Linked DNA regions of Mus musculus: region 1 is linked to region 2. A link is a contact called in ENCODE Hi-C or POLR2A ChIA-PET data. All regions are on one chromosome and are shown on one strand. The core of a region is the stretch at or near the end of the contact, and the rest is flanking DNA. Distances in the headings are between cores, read along the strand shown. Region 1 holds the start of Sltm (SAFB-like, transcription modulator). Region 2 holds the start of Rnf111 (ring finger 111).

What was found. Hi-C counts contacts between places; a loop is a spot of excess contacts on that map. ChIA-PET counts read pairs that join two places held with the same protein, here RNA polymerase II (POLR2A).
Region 1: a loop to region 2 is called in a map of left cerebral cortex, with 6 times the contacts of the local background. The contact joins the promoter of Sltm here to the promoter of Rnf111 in region 2. A Hi-C loop is called at or near these places in 15 of 37 maps with a recorded cell type or tissue (T-helper 17 cell, adrenal gland, gastrocnemius and 3 more). POLR2A ChIA-PET finds 5 or more read pairs at or near these places in 3 of 5 experiments (Patski and embryonic stem cell).

What each region holds. Positions count from the first base shown.
Region 1 is chr9:70,541,239-70,544,474 of GRCm38, forward strand. Sltm (SAFB-like, transcription modulator) reads left to right here and starts at 1,477. Exons shown (of 21, transcript NM_025690.4): 1 at 1,477-1,843; 2 at 2,732-2,819. The coding sequence starts at 1,682.
Region 2 is chr9:70,502,069-70,505,072 of GRCm38, forward strand. It overlaps Rnf111 (ring finger 111), which reads right to left and starts at 1,707. Exons shown (of 15, transcript NM_033604.3): 1 at 1,391-1,707; 2 at 872-934.

The DNA of each region.
Region 1 (3,236 bases), core at 227-2,726, 39 kb after region 2:
AGAAAGAGCAACCCAAAGTAAGGCACACCTCACCCTTACTATTTATTTATTTATTTATTTATTTATTTATAAAGGTAGGATTCCTCTGTGTGTAGCAACCCAAAGTAAGGCACACCTCACATTTATTTATTTATTTATTTATTTATTTATAAAGGTAGGATTTCTCTGTGTAGCCCTGGCTGTCCTGGGTCACTCTGCAGATACCAGGCTGGAGTGTAGTGTATCTCAGAGATCCACAAGCCTCTCTCCCCTTAGTGCTGATAGGCATGTCCCACCACTGCCCAGTCCAATTTAAGTTTTATAACCAGGAAACTGGAGAAAGATGTAAAACAAAACAACCTCAACCCCACCTTTGTTAGCACCTTAGCATTCCTTCTAGGCTCCGCCCAACACTTACCTAGCAACAGCCAGGTAGGCCTGGATGGGAATGTCCCCCCCCCCCCTTTGACTCCTTTCTTCCTCTCCCCTCCCCCCTCCACGTGTTCTTGGCCGGGCTCTTCTCTTCTGTCTTCTCCCTTTCTCTGCCTCTACTCCCTTCTCAGCTCCCCTTGCCATACCCCCAAATAAACTCTATTCTATACTAGACCAGTCTTATGGATGGTACCTGGGGTGGGGATGCCTCAGCATCAGCCGGATGAGGCAGTCCCTCCCACCGCTCTATACCTCGCTCTACAAAACATACCCTTGCCTTTACAAAACATCACCCACCAGTAAATGTTAATTCAGTTCCCTGTGTTTCCTAACTTTGTCCAACTTTGTGTTAATTCTATAGATATTTACGCTGTGATGATTAATAATATTAAAATTACTAAGAGATACTATGCGGGCTATTTCTCCATAAAGTGGCCCCTGTCCTTGACATACCAAATGCTGGCGGCGCAGGGCAGAGGATACTGTATAGGATCAGGGCAACATATACTTTTAAGTTATTCTCCTTTTGTGAACAATTTCATTGAGCCATCAGGCCCGTCGGAGGGGATGGGCAAGCTGAGGCAAACGAGGAGAGGACGTTTGCCTGGTAGTTTTCAGGCAAAGAGGGGCTAAGCTTCAGGGGGTCACAGCGTGACACTGTCCCCTGGGCTCTCGGCCTCAGGTTTCGCTGGGCGTTCCGGGGCGGAACCCGCCGACCTAAGTTCACTAGTATACCCCGACCACCTTTCCACGATGATTCCGTACTTCTTCCGGGAAGGCTGGCGCACACGCCCCCTCATTTCGGTGAAGAGACGCACCTACTCTCCCTACTATGGGGTGCCTCTCAAGTGGCGATGGCTCTAGGTAAGAGATGAGAGGAGAAGGAGGCTAATGGAGAGGCGGGAACCGTGGTACCGAGGACAGCTGAGCGGTTGGACACGCGGAGACTTTCCCGGGACCACGCCAGAGGCCGAGCCACCGGTCCGCTGCGAGCTCCGCCCCCTCCATGCCTGCTCAGTGCGCACGCGCACCCGTCATCCGGGTGCCGCTGCAGGTTGCGCTGGAGCAGAGTCGGGGGCGTGGTCCCCGTGGGGGGGCGTGGTCAGTGGCTCATTGTGCGCAGCGTAGCGCGGCGCCGCTGGCCGCCCGGGGCCCGGGTTGGAAGTTGGTGCTGCCGCGGCCACCGCCTCCACCGCCGCTGCCTCCTCCTCCGCCGCCGCCGCCGCCCTGCAGCCCACTAGCTGCCTCGGCAGCGCGTTGCTTTCCCAAAATGGCTGCCGCTGCCGGGGCCGTGGTAGCCTCGGCCGCCTCTGGGCCGGCGGAAGGGAAGAAGATCACGGAGCTGCGGGTTATCGACCTCAGGTCCGAGCTGAAGCGCCGCAACTTGGACATCAACGGGGTCAAGACGGTACTGGTCTCCCGGCTGAAGCAGGTGAGGCCCGGACGCTGCGCGCAGGGCAGCGTAGGCCGCGCCGTTTAGGTGCTACGCTTCCGCGGTCGGGGCGGACCGGGTGGTGCCTGTGCGTGCCCGGCGCGCGGGGCCCGCGCCTCCGCGAGGAGCCTGGCCTTCCAGCGGCCTCGCGAGCCGCCGCCGGTCGCGCCCCCTGCCTCCCCTGGGACGCCCTCTCCATCGGCTCTGCGGCCTGCGGAGGGTGGAGCTGCAGACCCTGGGCGGCGCTGGGTACCCCGGCCTACGGGCGGTGCGCAGCGCGTGCATCTCTCGGGCTCCGAGGCGATGGTTAGTTTGCTGACTTGGCCGAAGTTACCGTTTAATTGTGTCCAACCGTTTCTTCACCCCTGTTCAGAGAAATCCGTAGTGGGAGTTGATGAGTGGATGAGAAGGGAAGATTCATCTTTTTTTTTCCCCACTAGGCTTTTAACTGATTTATTTTTAATTCTTAATTTCTGATTGCATCAGCGTAATCATCCACGTTCTCAGTCCTGTTAAGCTTTCAGGTTTATTCGCGTGAAGCCTTGGAATCGGAGACGGGAACAAGTGTACGCAATACGTTAGGAAAACTCTTCCTTATTTAAGTAGCTACAAACTTTCTGTAATAGAACATATTTAGGTTCTTGTTCAGTATATGTGACATGGAACCATCGACTGGGTGGAATTTCAAGTTCCAGGACATTTCGATACTCAATGACACCCTCCACCCCTTTCTGTGTAGCATAATTACTCGTTTGTGAAGTCGGTTTGTAAAATAACTGGCAATTCTAATGTTTTGAGGCTGGAGGTTTGGTAATATATTTTCATTAAGTTTTTATAAAATAAGTTTAGATAGTTTGTGTAGCATATTAACTTCTCTTTCTAATGTAGGCTATTGAAGAGGAAGGAGGCGATCCAGATAATATTGAATTAACTGTTTCAACTGATACTCCAAACAAGAAACCAACCAAAGGCAAAGGTTGTTACGAGTTCTGAACATATTTTAAAATATATTTTGGTTCTATAACTTGGCTCTGCTCTTGTACCACTCGCCCTGTTTATATAGTGCTATTCTTTGCTATTTCCCTCTGGCACTCTGCCTTCTTGGGTCAAGGAAGAAAGTTACTGTTAGCAGGCTCTGAGTAACTTGCAGCCTTTCAGATTCGGCTGAAGATGACCAGAAAATAAGAAAGTTCTTTATTGATTCTGGGGAAAGGTACAAAGTTAAGTTGCATACCGATCCTTCATAGTAGGAATATCTGAAGAAAGAAATACAGTTTGATCCATGTCTACCTTGCCCCACAATTGGCAGAGTTTTGGTGAAATTCCCACTAGACCTTTCCTTGGCTCTTTGCTGTTCTCTCTAGTATATTCAAGATCTGTAACCTTTGTTTAA
Region 2 (3,004 bases), core at 457-2,956:
TTTAAAGCTAAATTGTTTCTCTTCAAAATAGAAGAGCTTCCTTAAAACCTATGTCACAATGTAACACAATATTACAATGACCAGTTTCTACTAAACCTTTTTACTAAAATAAAAACAAAACAAAAAATCACTTAGTTACAAACTATCAAAATATAAATCCAGACCTGGAAAAATGGTTTGTTGTCAAGAGTGCTTACTATGCTGGCTGAGGACCCAATCGGGACTCAGCACCTATACAGGGCAGTGCAAAACCTCCTTTAACTACCACTCCAGAGTACTAGGTCCTCTTCCGGCCTCAGAGGCACCTGCACTCACATGTACAGACCCCACACACTGGTATATACGCACATGAAGGTTTTGGGGTTTGTTTGGGTTCTTTAACGTAGACTCAAAAGCTAAGTAAAATCAGAATTCTTGAAAGGACATCTGTATTAAGTCACGTGAGAGCTATTGCAAAGACAAATGGTAAAGATATGAGGAACCTCTGTTCATCTTTTTTTTGATTTTGCTCTCTTTGGTTAAAGAGGTCCCCAAAACAAGAAAATTAAAGATAAAAGTGCCAAATGGAACTAAGTTTGGATCAAGTCAGGTTCAAGAGCTGTCAGAACTCTGACAATGAGGTCTCTGTCAGCTGGCTCACTCACTGCTACTCAGGAGTTCTAAACTCATTCTGTACATAAATCAAGGAACAGGAAAGCTCTCAACAATACAATGGAGTCACCCCAGACATGAGCAAATTAAGTGAAGGCGCTAGCTACAACTTCCTGGTTTTTTGGTTTTTGGTTGTTGTTTTTTTTGGACGCTAAAAAGTCACACTTTTTTTTTAAAATTATCTATAAAGCTCTATAATCTAAGAAGTGTGGTGACAAACCTCTATTTCTCCAGAACAAAAACCGATATTTCCACCGCACCACTGCTGACTCCGATCAATTATCTAGGCAGGATAAAGAAAACATCTTTTTTTAATGACTAACCAGCCAACTCCACACAATATCAGACGCGCCTGTCTTCTGCTCCGCGGACTGCGCGTGCCCGCCCGCACCGGGCGGCTCCCGGCTCCAGCCGGGGTTACCTTCCTCACTCCATTGTCACCCCCACTCCTCGGCCCTGAGCCCCAGTCCCGCTGGCGAGCGGCGGCCCCGGGGCGCAATCCCCTCACCCACCCCCTCCCAAGAGGCCGTGGGTGTGTCCGCGGGCGGACTCTTGCCCGGACACAATGAGCCACTCCGCGCCGTCCGGGACCCGCGGTCATTCCCCTGTCGCCGACCCGGGCCGGCCGCCGCGGCCCTTCCTCTTTCTCCCTCCTGCTCGGCCCCTCCCCCGCCGCGCGCAAGCGCCACCGCGCCGCTCCCCTCCCCCGCACCCCCCCCCCTTCCGCCGGCGCCCTCACCCGAGTCCGCAGGCCCCGTGCGGCCAGGTCCCGGACTCGCTGGCGCGGGGCTGGGGAACAGCGCTCGGCCGGGTGAGGCTGAGGCGGGCCGGGCGGCTCTCCTCAGGAGGGCGTCTGTCAACACCGCCGCCGCGGAGCGTGAGGCTGAGCCTGGCTCGGCTGGACCCGGCTCCGAGCACCCGATCGCGGCCCACGCGCGCTCGCGACCCTGAACGGCCGGCGTGCCTTACGCCGCGCAGCACCAGCGCCCCGCCACCATCGCCGTCGCCGCCGCCGCAGCCTGGGCCGGCCCTCCCCGACTGCGCGAGCGCGACACCGGGGCCCTTTTACGACAGTTCGGAAAGCGAGCGCTCCGGACCCTCACGCCCTCTCACAGCAGTATGTCTGCGCATGTGCGGGCCAGGGACCGCCCCCCTGCGTCCCAGTCCTTCCTCTTTGCACTGGCTTAGGCGAACTGTTGGCCCAGTGGGACTAAGTTAAAAATAAGGTGGTTGGGTTCACTTTCTTCCGTGATTTCGGGCTCAACAGTGCTTCAGCATAATTCCGCCTACGTACTGGTTGCTTTTTCTCAAACTAAAAATTATTCCAGCTTACTGATTGCACTAGTCGCGCCTTTAAATAAAAAAACAAAAAAACACGGGTTAGTGTCTTTCTCAGCAGATGATACCCAAAACAGAGATCTCATCTCACTGGTGAAGTGAATTTTCAAAATCATTTCAAATGTATTATTAGGTAGCCTGGGAGCTATACAATCGCAGATGACTTCTTAATTGCCTCACAAAACCCAGAAGATTGCAGTTTTTATTGTGTGCCCTAGAAGGATGTAAGGACAGAGAGTGGGCTCTGCAGTCAATCAGACAGATTTCCGGTCAGAAAGCAAAGTGAGGGTGCCCAAGCTGACTTATTAACACCTTTATAAATCTCAGTTTCCTCTTCTATAAAACATGATAGCCTTATATGCTTCAAAATGATCTTGTGAGGTCAAATATGACGACTTAAAGTACCTTATATTACCAATTAAGTATTTAACAAGCATTAATAACCTCCTTCTACATCAGCTCGTCGATAATATTCACTCATGTTCTCCATATTTAGTGAAGGTGATTTTTTGGCTTGGTTTGGTTTGGTTTTGGTTTTTCGAGACAGAGTTTCTCTGTGTAGCCCTGGCTGTCTTGGAACTCACTCCAGAGACTCAGAGATCCACCTGACTCTGCCTCCCAAGAACTGGGAGTATTTTTAAATTTTAAAAGAAGAAGAAATGGAAAACATTGGATTTGGATTTCCTCAGCCTCCCTAGTTGCTGCCCTCTACAAGTAGAATTCTATCGGGACTATCAAAGCCCAGGACTTTTTTGTTTTGTTTTGTTTTGTTTTGTTTTGTTTCCGGGCTTGGTTAGGTTTGGTTTTTTTCGAGACAGGGTTTTTCTGTATTGCCCCGGCTTTCCTGGAACTCACTCTGTAGACCAGGCTGGCCTCGAATTCAGAAATCTGCCTGCCTCTGCCTCTGCTTCTGGGACTAAAGATGTGTGCTTCTTGGGTTGGGGACTTTAGGTTAGAGGCAAGACTTGTCTGTTCTGATCAGGTAGAGTTTTTGAAGTGTCTAATGTTTACCCAA